Regions from separate parts of the Mus musculus genome. Here region 2 is linked to region 1. Evidence: chromatin loops called from intact Hi-C (ENCODE). Cell type or tissue: left cerebral cortex. All regions are shown on one strand. Links, peaks and the distances in the headings refer to the core of each region. The heading gives the core; the rest is flanking DNA. Region 1 has its middle 18 kb from the start of Tfap4. Region 2 overlaps Srl (sarcalumenin).

What was found. Peaks named below come from ENCODE experiments on the same cell type or tissue, not always from the same donor. Only the 100,000 strongest peaks of a DNase experiment are listed, where the experiment ranks them.
Region 2: it touches region 1 in a loop (6-fold over the local background); 27 of 42 quality-filtered maps call a loop at or near these places.

What each region holds. Positions count from the first base shown.
Region 1 is chr16:4,538,939-4,544,318 of GRCm38, reverse strand. It overlaps a transcript of Srl not described here. Among named protein-coding and RNA genes, the nearest start is that of Tfap4, 18 kb to the left of the region's middle. In left cerebral cortex, for the core only: CTCF peaks have their summits at 2,229, 3,786 (motif pointing right) and 4,467 (motif pointing right); DNase peaks (open chromatin) are centred at 2,350 and 4,011; H3K4me3 peaks cover 1,241 bases; H3K27ac peaks cover 887 bases.
Region 2 is chr16:4,486,666-4,492,045 of GRCm38, reverse strand. Srl (sarcalumenin) reads left to right here. Exons shown (of 7, transcript NM_175347.6): 5 at 4,437-4,553. Among named protein-coding and RNA genes, the nearest start is that of Srl, 34 kb to the left of the region's middle. In left cerebral cortex, for the core only: a CTCF peak has its summit at 2,844 (motif pointing left); DNase peaks (open chromatin) are centred at 304 and 2,835; H3K27ac peaks cover 457 bases.

The sequences.
Region 1 (5,380 bases), core at 153-5,152:
GTGGGAGCCTATGTGTGCCTGTGGGAGCCTGTGTGTACCTGTGGGAGCCTATGTGTGCCTGTGTGTGCCTGTGGGAGCCTGTGTGTGCCTGTGGGAGCCTGTGTGTGCCTGTGGGAGCCTGTGTGTGCCTGTGGGAGCCTGCGTGTGCCTGTGGGAGCCTGTGTGTGCCTGTGGGAGCCTGTGTGTGCCTGTGGGAGCCTGTGTGTGCCTGTGGGAGCCTGCGTGTGCCTGTGGGAGCCTGTGTGTGCCTGTGGGAGCCTGTGTGTGCCTGTGGGAGCCTGTGTGTGCCTGTGGGAGCCTGTGTGGGAGCTTGTGGGAGCCTGTGTGTACCTGTGGGAGCCTGTGTGTGCCTGTGGGAGCCTGTGTGGGAGCCTGTGTGTACCTGTGGGAGCCTGTGTGTACCTGTGGGAGCCTGTGTGGGAGCTTGTGGGAGCCTGTGTGTACCTGTGGGAGCCTGAGCTCTTCCTCCAGGTTTCAAATTCCCCTAGAAATTTGTGAGTTGTATCCTGTTTCCAAAACTGTTGGATGGTACCAACAACCCAGTGTGCTATGAATAACTGACCTTAACAGCAGTGGACAGTCGAGGATGGCTGTTGCCCTCAAGTTTGTCCTCCATGCAAACACCCATTTATTATGGTTCTTAGCCCACACACAGCTGAATTAATTCAGACCTGGCTTTAGAGCAGTGTGCAGCAGTTAAGCAGTGGAGGTGACTATAGGTTCAGATAAAACACTGCAGGAAAGTGCTTATGTGAACTCAGCCCTTGTTCCTAATGGAGGCTGGGAGTGTACGAAGATCTCAGCAAACACTGACCATGGGGAGCCTGGCTTTGTTATGCCGTGGCATGACACACAGAATAGCTATGTGGAGCTGGCTAAAAGATGGTGTTACTCGGGCTGGGTCTGGAGGAGTCTGCATTTGGAAAGGGGACATCTCCATGAAATGCCTGTAAGTACTCAGGCTTGGTCTCTGGCCATGGCAGCCAGTGCTCAACCAGACACTCACTTCCTCTGAACCTGTTTCCTTTTCTGGAAATTGTAAGTTCTGTTAGTTCAAGCAGCAGAGAGTCCATCAAGCTTCTTAGTCTTCCTGTGACTACAGCTCACTGTATACGACATGGCCCACGTCTCAGATGCTCAGGCTGTATGGGACGGAGGTCAGAGCAGAAAAGCCAGTTTCCATCTCCAGCCTGCACATGCACTCAGTAAAATGGTGGGAACGATCTTAAGCATTAGAAGTCTGCAAGGCATACAATTTGTCATTTTATTGCTGCACCTGATCCATTCACAATGTTGATAAGCTCATCCAATTCGAAAATATCTCAGGAGCTGAAGAAAAGACTAAGCGGTTAAGAGCACTGACTGAGTTCAATTGCCAGCAAGCACGTGGTGCCTCACAGCCATCTGTGATGGATCTGGTGTGTCTGAAGACAGCTACAGTGTACTCATATAAATAAAATAATTATTTTTTAAAAAAAGAAAATATCTCCACAACTTCCAAATGAGCTGCTTGTCACAAAGCAGTCACTTTTCATGACTCTTCCTCCCTATCCCATGTCATCCCATGTAGCCACCAATCTCACGTTAGTATTGAAAACAAAATAGTGGGGGCGGGCAAAATGACTTAAAGGTGATGGTGCCTGCTACCACCCTCTACCTGAGTTTGATGCAGGACCCACATGGTAGGAAGAGAGAATTGACTCCTGGGAGTGGTCCTCTGACCTCCACGTGTGTACTGTGGCACACTGGAAAATTCCAGCAGCACTCAGGAGGCAGGTGGTTTGGGTAAGCTTGGTAGGGATTTCAAGGTTGGGCAGGACTACTCAGTGCGATCCTGAGCGCAAAACAAACAAACAAACAACCCAAACCAAACCAAACAACCAACCAAACAGCCCCAAAACAAAAGACTCCCGAAAGCAAAGAAGAACCCGGACAAAACAGTTTGAGATTGCAGTCACTGAAATTCACACTTGATTGTGTGTAGTTCTGGTTTTATTGAGTAGCAACCTTCTCAGTGTTCCCCCAGCCTCTGTTGTTTCCCTGGTATGTTTCTGTTATAGTTCTGGTTTTTGCAAAATGTTATGTAAATAGTCGTACAATGGGTAGCCATCTGAGTATTATGTCTTTAGGCAGTTTATGCGTAATCTTCCTTAGGTGTGAGGTGGTCGGCAGGACTAGCTCCAATGCAACTTCCCAGAGCATCAACAGAGGGAGCTATGGGCCTAGGCTGTTTCTGGCGGGACCGAGGCTCTGCCTCCTTCCGGTCTCTGCTCTTGTCCCATGGTCCAGAGGCGGGGCTTGGGGTGGAGCCAAGGAAAATATTCCTTCTCAGGAAAATCGCTGGCGCCCAGCGGTGGTAGGCGGTCTCTTGAGAAGGCTGTGGAAACCCTTGGCGCGTTCACGCCCCTTCCGGGATTAGCCACGCCTTCTCAGCGTGCACACCTCCCGGCGCTTTGGGGCGTCTGGTGGAGTTCCCGCCCATAGGCGCGTCCGGCCCCGCCCACAGGCTGCGGAGCTTGAGCTCCGGGTGCCCGGCGGTTCGAGGCCACTTTTCGTCGGTCGGATGGTCGTGCCGGTACGCCTCAGCACGTGGGACTTTACAGTGTTCCAGAGGACGCCATAAAACAGCCGAAAAATAGGTGACATTTACGTACTACACTTAATTATGTCTGGAACATTGTCACCTCAGGGTGTATGCTGGGTACCTTAGGCTCCTTCATTGTTCCTGCTGAGCCCCAAGCCACGCGCTGCTAATGCAGGCAGAGCGAAAGATGGGAATAAGTTTGCAATATATTCTTATGTGCAAGGACGATGGACCTGTATTTTTTTTGTGTCGGGCTAGACTATTAGGCAAGTTATACCCCTATCCGTTTCCACTTAAAAAAGAAAATCTGTTTATACTTTTTAATTTCACTTTTAGGTTTCATTATGTAGTTTTTAGAGATTTGCTTATTTTTATTCTCTGTGTATGAGTTTGCCTACATGTATGAGCATGTGCATGTGTGGTGCCTGCAGTCCAAAAGAGGGTGTCGGGTCCCTTGGAACTGAAGGTTTTAAGATAGTTGTGAGCCCTCGTTGGGTGCTGAGAACTGAACCGTGCCTAGACCTCTGATCTTAATTGCTGAACGACCCCTGCAGCTCCTGTTTTATCTTTTTTGTTTGTGAGTTTATTATATGTGTACACACCTATAGTCTGAACACTTAGGTGGAAGCAGAAGGGTCAGGAGTTAAAATGCTATCCTCAGCCATATCTAAGTTTCAGACCAGCATGGAATACATGAGACCCTGTGCTAAGAAATCAAATGAAATAAGATAAATGTTTATCTATCTATCTATCTATCTATCATTTTTGATCAATCAATCAATCTCTCTTTGTAGCTCTGGCTATCTTGGAACTCACTCTGTAGAACAGAAACCTCTAACTTAGTCCACCTGTCTCTGCCTGCTGAAGGCTGGGATTAAAGATATGTGCCGCTCCCCCCTGGCGAGTGTTACTTTGTTTTAATAAAATCCAGTTAATCAAATGAAGTTGATTAAATCCAGTTTTTGTAAAACTGCATTCATTGTGCAGATCAAAGGACAACTTTTCTGGAGTCAGTTCTATCCTGTGTGGTCCCGGGAATGGAACCCAGATTGGAACCCAGATCGTCAGACTTGCCAGCAGGCGCTTTTACCCACTGAGATGTCTTACTAGCCCTGATGGAATTTTTTTAAAAAAAAAATCTTAATTGTGTGTTTGTGTCTTTGTACATGAGTGAAGGACCTGAGGAGGCCAGAAGAGGGCGTCAGATCCCCATGAGCTAGAGCTACAGGTTGTTGTGAACTGCCGGACAGAGTTGGGAACCAAACTCTGGTCCTCCAGAAGAGCAGAGACATGTAATTGCTGAGCCATTTCTTCAGTGCCCTCTTTTATTTAATCGAGTTTTTTTGAGAAAGGGTCATTCATACATTTCAGGCTGGCCTTGGCTCCCCGTATTACTGAGGGTCACTTTAGTTACTTACTGTGACTTCCTGATCCTCCTCTGTACCCAAGCGTTGGGATTGCAGGGTGTTCCGGTGCGTCGTGCATATGTATCAGCTCATGCATATGTATCAGCTCATGCATATGTATCAGCTTATGCATATGTATCAGCAGTATGTTACGTAGTTTTTTCATGAACCAGACAGCTTATTCCAGAAATATGGTTAAAGAGGTCCCAGCTGAGGCAGTGCTGGGTTTCTTTCTTTCTTTCTTTCTTTCTTTCTTTCTTTCTTTCTTTCTTTCTTTCTTTCTTTCCTTCTTTCTTTCCTTCTTTCTTCCTTTCTTCCTTTCTTCCTTCCTTTCTTTCTTTCTTTCTTTCTTTCTTTCTTTCTTTCTTTCTTTCTTTCTTTTTAAGATTTATTTATTGATTATATGTAAGTACACTGTAGCTGTCTTCAGACACTCCAGAAGAGGGCATCAGATCTCGTTACGGATGGTTGTGAGCCACCATGTGGTTGCTGGGATTTGAATTCTGGAACTTGGGAAGAGCAGTTGGTGCTTACTCACTGAGCCATCCCTCCAGCCCTGTGCTGGTTTCTTGGTGCAGGGGTGAGTAGGGCAGGCAGGAAGGACAGGGAGCTTTCATCTGACCACAGCCTCTAAGCTTCGAGAGGTTGGGGACCAGACTACAGGCTAGGCCTGTGTCATCCAGCTTTTGGCTCTCCTCCATCACCACAGAAAACCTTGTGAGCCAGCGATTCCCAAAGAGGGAAACCAAAGAATCACTTAGTAATAAATCTGTCTTCCCAAAGGCCCCAGTGGTATCAGCCAAGAGTTTTCCATTCAGCTTTGTGGGTTTGATCAAACTTTTTGGTCACAAAGACATATTGAACACTCAGATATGTCAGTATCTACATACCCTTAGCTCTCAGAGCCTCGGCTTGCTCCACAAACCCAGGAAAGTGAGTCTTAGAACAGTCCCAGCTAAATGTCCCAGCAACTCCAGAGCACACCCTCTTGTCCTTAAATAGCTCCACCATGTTCACTATCCTAGACTTTGCTTGAACACTCTATGGTGGGCATGGTTACTGAGGTGCAGCTCTGTGCCTATCCTGCTGTTTCTTAGCCTGTCCTGGCCAAACAACAAGCAGCCAGACTGGCCATGTACCTGCCTGCCAGCACCAGTTAATGCTTTGTATGAGTATTCCATAATTTATTTATCTAGAGATGGACATCTAGATCGATTCTAATTTATAGCTATTGTAATTTCATTTTTTAAAGACCCTGTCCCTTAAATGGATTGGGTCAGTTTTCCATCTTACCCATGAGTATGTGACAATTCAGGTTTGTCTTGTGCTTCGTTGATGACCTCTTTGGTGATTGTTTGAGATCAGGGCTGGTTATTCTTGGTCCCTGGTT
Region 2 (5,380 bases), core at 208-5,207, 52 kb after region 1:
TTTACATTGGCTTCCAAATGACCTAGAGTCTTCCTTGCCTCCTTATTGTTCCTCCTGGAAGGCCTCCTGTGGCCCTGGCTGATAATGACAACGACCACGATGATGGTGGTGGTGATGATGACGACGACGATGAAGATGATGATAATTTTTGAGGCAGAGTGTCACCATGTAGCTCAGGCTGGCCTTGAATTTCCTAAACCTTAGAACCTCCTGCCTTGGCTTCTGAGAGCTGGGTTTACTGGTGTGTGCTACTGCACCCAGACAAGGTCTGGATTCTTTTAAAGCTTGGTTTTAAAATAGTAAAGTAAAACATACTTGTTGCCAGATGGTGGTGGTGGCGGCGGCGCACGCCTTTAATCCCAGCACTTGGGAGGAAGAGACAGGCGGATTTCTGAGTTTGAGGCCAGCCTGGTCTACACAGTGAGTTCTAGGACAGTCAGGGCTATACAGAGAAACCCTGTCTCGAAAAAAAACCAAAACCAAAAACAAAAAACAAAAAACATACTTGTTTCAACTGTATTCAAATAATATAAAAATATAAATTGAATAATAAAGCCTGGCATGACGGTGTAGAGCTGTAATCCTAGATTTTGGGAGGCACAGGCAGGAGAGTTGTAACTGTGCGGACAGATTAGGCTACACAGTGAGTTCTGGGCTACTACATGGCAAGGCCCTGTCCCCAAAATACACCATCACACCATGTTGCCCCCTCCCACACACAATTTGTTTCTTAATCTCCAATTTATCCAGTTCCACTCCCAGAGACACCCACAGTTTGTTTGAGGGCTCAAAACTATAGGATGTAATAGATTCTTCTAGACATTTCTTCTATATCTATGAATATAGGAATGTCTCTTTCTTCTTACATACATGGGATCATATTATACCAAGTGTGCATATGTATATGTATGTACATGTGTGTGTATACATATAGATGTATGTGCATGCATGCATGACTCACCATTATTCTTTATTGAAGCTTCTTGCCTGTCTTCTAAGAATACACCACGTTCTATACAACCAGAATCTAATTTCTGAGGCACAATAGGTGCTGTACACTTTCTAAATTTTAAAATATAAAGGCAAATATCTGTGAGTTTGAAGCCAGCCTGCTCTACATAGTGAGACGATGGCAGCCAGAGCTCAAAAAGAAAAAAAAAAAAAACAAATGTTTTGGTTTTGGGGGAGGGGGCAGAAAAGCTAGGTGTGATAGCACACACCTTTAATCCCAGCACTCAGGAGGCAGAGGCAGGTGGATCTCTGTGAGTTCAAGGCCATCCTGGTCCACAGAGTGACTTCCAGGACGGCCAGGGCTACACAGAGAAACCTTATCTTGAAAACGACAACAAACAAACGAGTAGGGCTAGCGAGGGGGCTCAGCAAGTAGAAGCACTTGCATCTAAGCGTGAGTTCAGTTCCTGAACGCCACACGGTGGGAGAGAATCAGGCCCCACAAGGCCCTTCTGGCCTCGATACACACACCAAGCTGTGCACCCCCAATACATACATACATACATACATACATACATACATATGTTCCAAAGCTGGGCATGCTGGCTATGCCTGTAGTCTCAGCACTTGTAAGGCTGAGGCAATAGAATGACTAAGGATTTAGAGCCAGCCTGGGCTACAGAATGAATTTCAGGCCACCATAGGCTTTAGAGTGGGATGCTATCTAAACAAAATGAAATTAAACCATTCCAAACACTAGCATAATTCATATATTTTGTGTACAGATATTTGTAAGACATGTTTTGCTTGCTTGTTTGTCCTTAAAATAGTACAGCAAAGGGGTTGACAAGATGGCATAGTAGGCAAATGTACCTGCAGCCCAGACAGCCTTAATTCAATCCCTGGACCTGTATGGTAAGAAAAGAGAACCAACTCCCGTAATTTATCTTCTGGCATACCCCGGCCCCACAAATACATGTTTAAAAATTATTATAGAACACTAGAATTAAGTATTTTAATCATTGTTAGAAAATTGCCTTGAAATACTCCAATCTGTATTCACAAGAACATACCAGAGAATTCTTGTTCCACCATGGTTTGCCATCTTTAAAAGTGTGACTCATTTTTCAGTGCTGGGGACACAACCCCAGACTTTAGATATGCTAAGCAGGTGCCCTGCCACTGAGCTATATCCACAGCTACTCTAACTCCTGGTTTAAAGCTTTCATAATTGTTATTTTTTTCTTTTCAGTTCTGGGGATGGAACCCAGGGCCCTGAGCATCCTAGGCAAGTGCTCTACTACAGAGCTATAACCCCAGCCCTTGTTTTAATTGTAAATCACATGACAAATCTCTTCCTGTGTTACCTGGCAATTTCCATATTAGCCTAATGCCTATTGAGTAGCTGTGTATCTGAGGGCACATTTGTTCCTACTCTACAGAACAGGAATCTAATGCCAGGCAGTGCTGGTTGCCCTGGCCACTGTCAGGACCCCGGCCCCATTCCTTTCCCCAGGGGATGAATGCCCTGTGCTGTCGGTTCCTATACCATTCTTACAGGCCTAAGAGCCCGCCGCCCGCCGCTCCTGCTTCTTCGAGCGCGTGCAGGCCTGGTGTGAGGTCACAGAACAGTGGCTGGCTTTCTTCTGTCCTCTGTACTTGTCTCCCTACTCTGACACCAAGAGTGGCATGACCCTCCCAGGGAAACTCCAAACTTAAAGCCTCAGTGGCCAAGAGGCTGCCAGCTGCCCCTGGATTGGCTCTCAGCAAAGGCCAATTGGCTCTCTTCTGGCTTCCCTTTCTGGACTTGGCTTCTCTGTCCTAATGTCCTGCCAGCTTCCTGCATGCCCCCTATCCTTCAAGCTTATTGCTGGTCTCCCACATATGCCCACAATGCCCCCTGCTGTGCAGAATTGGAACAGCAACACTCGAAGCTCTGTCTCACATAACCAGCGCTGGCTTTTTGGAAAAATCCATAACTGGCATAACTCTCTTGAGATGCCTAATCGCCGTGTTCCCAGGCTGAGTGCCTCTCATGTGTGCTTACACACAAGAGGGAAGGGCCAGCCCACGACTTGTGCTCACCATACAGAAGCCATCATCTTTTAGGACTTTGCTTTACTCCCAAAGGAACAAAACCAGTATATCCAAAAGCCAGGTGCAGAAGGGATTCATGCTATACAAAAATGAATGTACAACACTGGTATACAACACAGTGTATACACAGTAAGGCAGCTGAAAAATGCCAGAAATTAGCATTAGTGTCCAGGGTAGTGGTACACAAATATAGATAGGCCCAGCTACCCTGGAGGCTGAGGCAAGAGAATCACTTGATTCTTGAGCCCAGGACTTTGAGAACATCCTGGGAAATATAACGTCCTCTCAAAAGAAAATAGAAAAAAAAAAAAAAAACCCACCCCAACTGGCCCAGCATTAGTTACCTAATAGAGAGTGTATTGTGGCCTAGACAGACTGGGGCTTTTTGTACTTCAGACTTTTGAGTCAGGACAGTATACAAAATTATAAGAAATAAATTTAAAAAAAGTTTAAGAAAGAAGACTGTATTTTGAGGTCTGTCTGCAGGCTCAGGAAGACAAAAGTCTGGAGAGCACAGGTGCTCAGTGCAGCTAGTTCAGAAAAGAAGTTAGAGGACCAGAAAGCAGCAATAAGAAACAGCATCTCTGTCTACAGCCTCTACCTGCTTCTTTGCCCAGATTTGGTTTTGTTTTCTATTTTTGCAGTAGTGGGGACTGAACCCAGGGCCTCGCACATACTATGTAAATGCTCTGCTAGTGAGCACCCTCCTAAACCACCATCTTTCTTTTGAAGACACTAGAGAATTCTGCTTCTCTCTCTCATACCCCTCTCCAGTAGCCTTGGCAGGGTGTGATTCCTAGCAGGGTGTCTTAGAGGACCTTGGCCTCAGGGACCAAGAATCTAAGGATTCCCAGTTTTCAGTGTTTGGTTTCAGACCCTGGAAGACTTGTCATGGACTAAGACTAATCTGAGCTTGAGGGGAGGATGTGAAGAGCCCCAGTGAAGAGATAAGGAGAGCTGCAAGCTGCAGATGGGCAGAGCCTGGAGCTCGGATGGCTCAACCTTGTCTATGCTTCTCCCATGTCCTTTCTTACTGTTGATTCAGGTAGCAAACTTCAATCTTCGAAATGCAGAAGTTTTGTCCTTTTTGTGAGACATTCTCTAGATTAAGCCAGGAGACTGTTCCCAGCGTGAGCACCAAGCCTGCAATCCAGCCAACTCCTCCTTCTGGTGCAGGCCAAAGATCTGGAAAAGGTCAAAACAATGGCTCCTGGTGTCTTTGGAGTGAATGCTCTTATAAAGCCCCTGACACAGTTTGATCCACACAGAACCCCACAAGCTCTGGATGACAGTGGGGGGACAGGGGGATGCAGAGTGCTTTGGAGAACAGTGCTGTGCCTGTCAAGTAAGAACTGATGTTAGGTCACGTCTGTTTCTGATTCCTGCAGACGGGGAGATTACTTCCAAGCCAATGGTGCTGTTCCTGGGACCGTGGAGTGTTGGCAAATCCACCATGATAAACTACCTCCTTGGGTTAGAAGATACTCGATACCAACTTTATACAGGTGAACACGGGGGGGGGTATAAATTGTGAAAGCAGATGAGAAATTATTGTATGCCTTTATAATATTAGTGGAGATAACATGTAAGAACCGGAAGCTTTGTCACCCCCATGGCAGCACTAGTCATAAAAGCCCAAAGTAGAAACACCTCAAGGGTCCATGGCTGGATGAAGTAGTCTGAGCACACAATGGAAAGGAGGGGGCTGGCAGTCAGGTCCCCAGGTCCCCATAGAAAAGGCAGGTGTGGCAGCACATGCGTCTGAGATTGCAGAACTTCTATAGGGAGATCGGGGCACCCCTGAAAGCTTAGCGGCAGTGACACTGAGGATACCCACGGTTGTCTGTCCTCCGACTTCCACCCCTGTGCTATGCAACACACACACACACATACACACACACACACACACACACACACACAGAGGAGTGAACCATGCCCGCTGTCACAACACATCAGAAACATCCTTGTCAAGGATAAACCTTGAAAACAATATGCTAAACAAAACAAGCCAAGCAGTAAAGCTGATGTGGTTTGATTCTACTCATATGAGGTGCAAAACTCAGAGACAGAAAGAGAGTAGATGTTGCCAGGGGAGGGGGTGGGGATGGGGGATGTTGCCAGGGGAGGGGGTGGGGATGGGGGATGTTGCCAGGGGAGGGGGTGGGGGGTGCTACTTAGTGGAGACAGTTTCAGTGTGGGAAGATGATAAGGTTCTGGAAATGGAGAGTGAGGATAACTGGCTCGTGATAACGTGAATATACTTAATGCTCTGGACAATCGGTTTAAAGATGATCAAAATGGTAAATGTTATGTTCTGTGTATTTGGCACAAT